Linked DNA regions of Homo sapiens: region 2 is linked to region 1. A link is an interaction called in ENCODE POLR2A ChIA-PET data of the cell type or tissue named here. Cell type or tissue: PC-9. All regions are shown on one strand.

Region 1 (4,000 bases):
GAGAGAGTCTTAGATTTCATTGACTCCCAAAAGTCCAAGAAGTTTAATGGGGATAATGAGTCTTCCCTGCTTATATTAGTTATCTGTTGCCATCTAATGAATTACTCCAAACCTTAGGGGCTTACTTAAAGCAACAAACGTTCATTACATCACAGTTTCTGTGTGTTATGATTGCAGGAGCTGCTTAGCTGAGAGGTTCTGGCTCCAGAGTCTCCTGTGAAGTTGCAGTCAAGATGTCTGCTGGGACCCCAGTCATTTGAAGCCCTGTCTGGGGCAGGAGAATCTAGGTCCAAAATGGCCGTTGCAGGAGTCCTTATCCACACCATGTGGGACCTCTTCATAGATGTTCGAGTGTCCTCATGGCATGGCCACTGGCTTTCCCCAAAGTAAGCAGTCCAAAAGAGGGTAAGACAGAGCCCACACTGTCTTTTATGAATTAGCCTTAGAAGTCTAACACGGTTACTTCCACCACATTCATTAGTCGTTAGGTACAGCTCACATTCATGGGGAGGAAAATCAGGGCCTGTCTTTAGATAGGAGATGTATCAAAGAATTTGTGGACATATTTTAAAATCACAGCACTACTCTTGATGTACTAAGTCAGTGACTCCCCCAGGAGTCTCACAGAGAATTGACTCCTTGCCCACCTATACTACCTTTGTGGGTAGAGACTCCAGTAGTGTGCTGGTTAATGTTCAACCAGTGGCTTTCTAGAAAACAAAATGTATGGATACATATATATGTTCTAAGTTTTACTGATATGAAGAATGTGTAGCACAGAATTTATAAATAATAAAATATACAGTATTATTTATTGTAAATTCCATAAAACCTGTTGTTTTTCACAAAAGGTTTTAGTTTATTTTTCCCAAATGCTTGTATTGGTAACATTTTCTGTATTACCTTTTTATGTCCAGACAATCAACAAAACTGAAAAAGCCCAGCCTTGTAGCATTTGCCAGTTATTGTGTAAATGTCCCCACTATGGTGGATTTCAGGTTACCACTATGATATCACAGAATGCAGAATTGGAAGGAGATTCACAGCAGCACCCCATTATACTATATTTTCACCATACAGATGCAGTCGATGTAAATTACCTGAGGAGCATAAATAATAATAAAATGAAGTTAAATAATTCGGAAATGATTTTGAAAATTGTGTTGGTTTTTAATGTAAGTTTATATGTCAGCTTTAATAAAATCTGTCTTTAACAACTAGCTTGAAGAATTCTTGAAAAATTAATAATCAGCTCTCATAGGCTAGTGACAACTGGCTTCAGTGCACCCCTGACTAGAAACACCTTTGCTTTCCACCACATGTGGAATTCCCAGTATTTCAACAATCAGAATTGAGCTTATGAGCCAACCAAGAAAAATAACATCTTATATAAGAGACAGCAATTTGAGAGAGGAATATCAGTCAGAAGAAACAAGGGGAAAGTCGAACTTGTAAAAGAGAGATGAAAATTTGAATTTTTTTAAAGGCATCCTTAAGCATATTTAAGTACAACACAAAAAGTTAAAGAATTTAGTAGATAAATAGAAAGATGAGATGATTACCACTGAGACACAGATCAATGATCTGGAAGATAAAAACAAATCATAAAAATAAAAGTATCTTGAAATTTTGCAAAGTACATCATAAATCAATGCATCAGAGATTATGTGTCATGACAAAAAAATTTATACTCAGAATGATATGTCACTGCTTACTATGCAAATATTTTCTATTTCTCCTAGCTTCAAACTATGCATATGGGCCAGGCGCGGTAGCTCATGCCTGTAATCCCAACACTTTGGAAGGTCAAGGTGGGCAGATCATTTGAGGCCAGGAGTTTGAGACCAGCCTGGCCAACATGGTGAAACTCCGTCTCTACTAAAAAATACAAAATAATTAGCTGGGTGTCGTGGAGCATACCTGTAATCCCAGCTGCTCCGGAGGCTGAGGCACGAGAATCGTCTGAACCCAGGTGATTCTGCACTCTACTTGGGCTCTGTCTCAAAACAACAACAACAGCAACAACAAAAACTGTGGTATTTTTAATGAACTAAATATTAATCTGCTAACACAGCATAGGTTTTATGATTACTGCAATTCAAAAGTCATAATAAATTTTAAAACAAATCCTCCTGTACCTGTTGTGGTGCATGCAGAAACTTTTCCTGTTCAACACACTTATATGGCACTATATAGGGATATACCAAATAGCTCAGGTACATAGTGAATACAACTTTAACACTTATATTGAAATGCTAATCTTACTTGCCAATATTAGTGGCACATTAGCATAATTTAACTTTTATAAAATTATGGAAAACAGTTTAAAATTATTCTCCCTAATATTAGCAAATTGCATTAATGGCATGTACCGTGTGCCAGTTTGTTTCCAAATAAACAAAATGTACCTTGATATGCCACTTCAGAGCCAGCAGAGGGAGCTCATACTTTTTTATTGTTTTCAACTTACTGAAGAAAATTTGCTTTTAAAAGCTACTGTGTTATAACCAATGAGAACCAAGAAAAAGGAAAAAAAAAAAAAAGCTACTGGATTCTGAAAAATAATGTAGTTGTTATTTAAATAATAAAAATGTATTAGTAAACAAAAAAGTCATACTTTAGGTTGAAATAATAAATCAATTCTAAATAAAAAGATATTAATGATATTTTATGTAAAAATGTCAATTAAAACTACATAATTTCAAGGTTTTTTTTTTCTTTTTCTTTTATTATAATTTTTTTAGAGACAAGAGTGTCGCTCTGTCACCCAGGCTGGAGTGCAGTGATGTGATCATAGCTCACTGCAACCTCAAACTCCTGGGGTAAAGCAATCCTCCTGCCTTAGCTTTCTAAGCAGCTAGGACTACAGATGCATTCCACTATGCCTGGCTAATTTTAAAATTTTTTTGTAGAGACAGGGTCTTGCTATGTTGCCCAGACTAGTCTCAAACTCCTGGCTTCAAACAATCCTCCCACCTCAGTCTCCTGAGTTGGGGTTACATGTGTGAGCCACTGCACTCATCTGCACTCAGCTATTCAATTTATTTTTCTAATAGCCTTTACTAAAAAAAAGAAATGTTTGTAACAGAGATTTCTGGGGTAAACTAAAATGGAAACCTTCCAGCTACAAGCATAAAACGTAACAGATAAAAAATGACAAATATGACACACTTCAAATTTAATTCTTACACATGAAATTAAACACATAATTTAAATACATTCCCATTCACTCAATTCTCAGCCCTTCCAAAGACACAGATAAATGCCATTATTAGTTTCTTCTTCTTTTTTTTTTTCTTTTTTTATTTTTTGAGACAGAGTTTTGCTCTTGTTGCTCAAGCTGGAGTGTAATGGTGCAATTTAGGCTTACTGCAGCCTCCATCTCCTGGTTCAAGTGATTCTCCTGCCTCAGCCTCCCGAGTAGCTGGGATAACAGGTGTGCATCACCATGCCCAGCTAATTTTTTGTATTTTTAGTAGAAATGGGGTTTCACCATGTTAGCCAGGCTGGTCTCAAACTCCTGACCTCAAGTGATCCACCCGCCTTGGCCTCCCAAAGTGCTGGGATTACAGGCGTGAGCCACCACATCCGGCCCATTATTGGTTTCTTATGTATCCTTTCAGAATTTCTTTATGAATATACAGACATATATGAACATAAAATCTTATTCTAATCGAATTTTTCTTATGCAAAAACAGCATATCATATACACTATTCTGTATCCTGCTCTTTTTACTAATATATATTGGAAACATTCGCGTAAGTCTATAGTAGAGACCTTACTCCTTTTTTTTAGGCATGTGTAGTGTATAGCAGACAGATTGTAAGAATATATAATAATTGATCTATTCCCACTTAATAAATTTTTTTAGTTGTTTCCATTTTCAATTACAGAAAATTCTCCAATAATGAACTTGTATATATTTGCCATTTTCTACATGTGAAGTCTATGTGTCTGAAGGATAAAGTCCCAAAAGTGGGATTGCTAGGTAAAAGGACA
Region 2 (4,000 bases), 450 kb after region 1:
AATCTTACTGTATATAAATTGTTACAGGCATTGTGTCTTGAATAACTAATGATTTTTGTCATGACAAAGAATTAGACAATAACTGGGTACTTTCAACAAGAAAGATGTAAGGATTCTTCTTGTTGTTTGTTTTTATGGCTATGCTGAATTTGGGATTTTCTTCTTATAAAATTATTTTTGTAATTATACAGATAAAAGACCATATCATAAAATGAGAAAAAGACATGAAGATGCTTTAAAATTAAAAGAAGTCTATTGTTATTAGTACTGTACTTTAGGTTTAGATAATATAAGTATCAACAGAAAAATAAAAACATACTGGAAATTCAATATAACGTGTTATTGTTTTTGTTGTTTTCTATTGTTTATCTAAGAGAAGATACATCAGGCTTCACAAATCAGGGGTTTTCTGGAGATATCAAAAATCATCCCCCAAAATGATAATGATGTGAGGTGATGAATACGTTAATTTGCTTTACTTAATCATTGCACTGTATATAAATGAACATTACATTGTGTGCCATGCATCTATACAATTTTCACTTGTCAATTAAAAATAAATTTAAAAAAAGACCTTTCTTCAGATATTATTAGTGAGGTGGTCCCTCCTCATGACTCTTAAGGAAAATTAAGGACAAAACAAGCAAATATAACAACATTTCCAATAGAAACCTGAGAATGTGGTTCATATGCCCCCAAATCTCTCTATAATTCTAGCCAAATACTTTTTTTCCGGTTATCTCTCTTCAAACTTTATGTTTAATAAAGAAAATTTATCTTTTTTTTCCTCCTTTTTTCTTTGGTTTTTGGTGTCTTAAATAATGCCAGACAATTCGGTTTGTTCTAGCAGTCACTTGATTCAACAGCTGTGATAATGAATAAAAAAAAGAACAGTGTAGGTAAATGAACTTACAAAAATGTCAAATTTATTAGATTGGACAAATCACTGACCTACATTTCAAGTCCTGAAGATTAAAGTTGTACTCTGGTGTGAGGTCATGAAACTCTCAAGTTAAAGGTATAAGAGACTTTTTTTTTCCCAACAAGTAAACAAAAACATTTTTTCTCACCTTGCTCAGGGTAAGATTTTATTTCTGTTATTAATGCTAAGCTATTTCTATTATATATAATATATATAATATAAATATAGTATATAATATTTCTATAATAGCTTAGGTACTTTTGACTTAATGAAAGATTCGGAAACAAAACTTATTTTGGATTTATTTTTGCCTGACATGAATCATTTCTTATTTTTTCCTGTAGTTGGAATTCACTTCATGAAATGTGTTAGTCTGCTTATTTCTGAGGAGGCTTGTGTTAAAATGGAACCAAACATGCTATGTGTTGATACGCTCCAAATATTCATTACCAGGTACACACAGGTACTCAGGCTCGCTCCACGAGACTGTTAATTTCACTAGTTGAGGGAATTTTAATCTCCGAGATTGACCTCTTTCAGAAACAAAGGGGGAGGGAGATAGAGAAAGAAAAAGTACACACCTGCAACCTATTTCTTTTTGAAGCAAAGCCTTTGAGCAGATGGAAGATGAGATAGAGAGAGAAAACAGGCCAATTGCCAAGAGAGGTTTGTTTACAATACAGGCAAGTTCCTTCAGAAGTTGATAGAGAGCTGTTGTCATGGAAATGAAGGGAAATATTGCTGCAGGGTTCCACAGAACAAATTCCTACTACAAATATACCTGGATTTAAAGGTGACGGAGATGGGAAGGGGGGCAAAGAGCTTCCTGAAAAAGTTTTAAGTAATGCTTTTCTGCATATCTTTGAGGTGTTCCTCAGAACCTGAGAATTCCTTGCCTTGTGGTATGCAAAATAGGCAATCAAAATAAACGTTGCCGTTCTTTCTGTATTACATGGAATTCCTAACAAGAATAAGAGAATTAGTGTTCAAGTGAGAAGTCAACAGTACATGTATCTCAATTCTGGAACATTGACTATTGTTTAAAAGACTTCTGAGAAGTACACTATTATTGTTAAAAACATACCAAAAAGATGTTTTTTTTTAAAATCCCTACTGCAGTAACACAGGTAAAGTGCCTACACCATAAGGTACTACAAAACACTGTTTTCAGTGTACAAATATCAACCTTTAACAAATTAAATAGAATCTATTCCCCCGCCTTGCCCTCCACAAAAACAAAAACAACCCCTCAATTTATAATTTATTGCCTGCTTCAAAATCTAGTCTTTGCTTTAACTTTGACCACTATGACTTTCTACTGTTTTTAAAAGAAAATCTTTTCACAAATTAGTTTTTTGAAATGTAAATTGTTTTGTGGACAAAAGTTAGTCCTGCAAATCTTCAGCTTTACAAATTCCTTATTAGGAAGTGCTTAGTAAGCTATTTTCTGGCTTTTCTCCTTTCTCCAACAGTTCCAGCAGAGGATGATGTCATTTTTCCCTTTTCCTGTTCCACCTCCCACCCTTTTATCCCACTAAGTTTCTTGTTAGGCTTTAATTGAACACAGCAACACCTGTGTTTCTTTACTGGACTTCAAACTACTATTTCCAATCCATTTCTTCAGCTGCTTACAGGGTTGTTTTCATTAACAACAGATAATTAGCAACTTCACACAGATTGAGGAAAACAATCTAGAAGCCTATAGAAGCTTCTGTGGCCTGTTGCTCATATTAAATTAAGTGTAGATGCTAATGATCAAGACTTGACATTGTTTATTAGATATTGTAGCACAGGGTTATAAAAAAAAAAAGCAGGAAGAAACCAAGTTGGGAAATTGGATTTCTCTTGTTGACTCTGGCATTAACTAGCTGGATAACTCAGACAACTGGCCTAACCTACTCTAGTTTTACATTTCTTAACTCCATCAATCACGTGTTGAAATGGTTAATACCTTTAGTCCTTTGTAATTTTATTATTTTGTAAGAATTATATTGAATTCATATAATCATTTCCTATTTGCAATATGGCGCATAAACTTCTAGAAACTGTAAAACAATCATTATATCTTTTTTTCTTTTCTCATTCCTGTTCCCTTTATCATCTCCACACACCAGCATCCTCCCTTTCTTACTCACATGTTGTCTCACCATATGATACAAAGGAAACCAGTCAACGCTGTCTGAACAATATTATGCCATCTGGTAGGATTTCCATCCCACTCACTTCTCTATTGCTATAATTCTCCTCATATATACTTGGGGGAATTCTCCCTAGACAGCATCTTCAAAAGCTGCATATTCAGATTTACCTCTAAAGGTTTACCTGGGCTTTTCACCTTCATTATTCATTAAGACCACTAGAAGATGTGAAGACTTACGCAAAAGAACCAAAAGAGACGAGAGGATACTTTCTTAGAGATGTTCGGTTTTTCAGCTTGGGCAAGGGGAGATTCAGTTTTAAATATTGATTGTGTCTCTTAAAAGCTGTATGACCTGGCACCAGGTCATTCTAAAACACAGGTCCTCGTTCTAAAACACAGGTCCGCATTCTAAAACACAGGGACATAAATAGTACTCACCTAGCTTGGCTGTTTAAATTAGTTAATACATGGATAATGTTTATAGCAGTGTCTGGCAAAAAACAAAATGTCACCTAGTGTTAGCTTAATTACTGGGGAAGGAAAGATTCTCAGAGATCCATAGATACTTTTTCTGATAATTTTCAACTTATTTCCAATGTTGCTAGATCTTTTCCTACTTTATAATATTTTTTATCTTTGTTGATCATTGTTTGTTTTCCTCACTTCTTTATTTTACCTCCAGGTTATACATTTTATATTCTACCTAAATCAATCTTAATTCAAGGAGAATCATTTTCCCATTCTTTTATTATCATAGGCTTCTGATAAGAGAAGGAAAGTAATTAGCTCATCTTACTTCAAGGAAATATATTGCCCACTTAAAGGCAATTAGTAGTTCTGTGGTCCAGGAAAACAGGATATTGATTTTTTTTTGTTTGATCCAGTGGAGTAGTTGACATGTTTATGTTTTATTCTGCATTGCAGAAACTTGGAAGTGG

The links. ChIA-PET counts read pairs that join two places held together with the same protein. Peaks named below come from ENCODE experiments on the same cell type or tissue, not always from the same donor. Only the 100,000 strongest peaks of a DNase experiment are listed, where the experiment ranks them.
Region 2: POLR2A ChIA-PET joins it to region 1 with 9 read pairs; 1 of 35 experiments calls an interaction of 5 or more read pairs at or near these places.

Annotation. Positions count from the first base shown.
Region 1 is chr13:79,421,810-79,425,809 of GRCh38, forward strand. It overlaps RBM26-AS1 (RBM26 antisense RNA 1), which reads left to right. Exons shown (of 7, transcript NR_038991.1): 6 at 178-405; 7 at 918-2,527. It overlaps LOC105370274 (a long non-coding RNA gene), which reads right to left. Exons shown (of 4, transcript XR_942112.2): 3 at 1,921-1,996; 4 at 794-1,100. Among named protein-coding and RNA genes, the nearest start is that of RBM26-AS1, 18 kb to the left of the region's middle. In PC-9, a CTCF peak has its summit at 2,402 (motif pointing right); a DNase peak (open chromatin) is centred at 2,452.
Region 2 is chr13:79,867,897-79,871,896 of GRCh38, forward strand. No RefSeq gene overlaps it. Among named protein-coding and RNA genes, the nearest start is that of LINC00382, 2.7 kb to the right of the region's middle. In PC-9, no CTCF peak of the experiment used is centred here; a DNase peak (open chromatin) is centred at 1,615.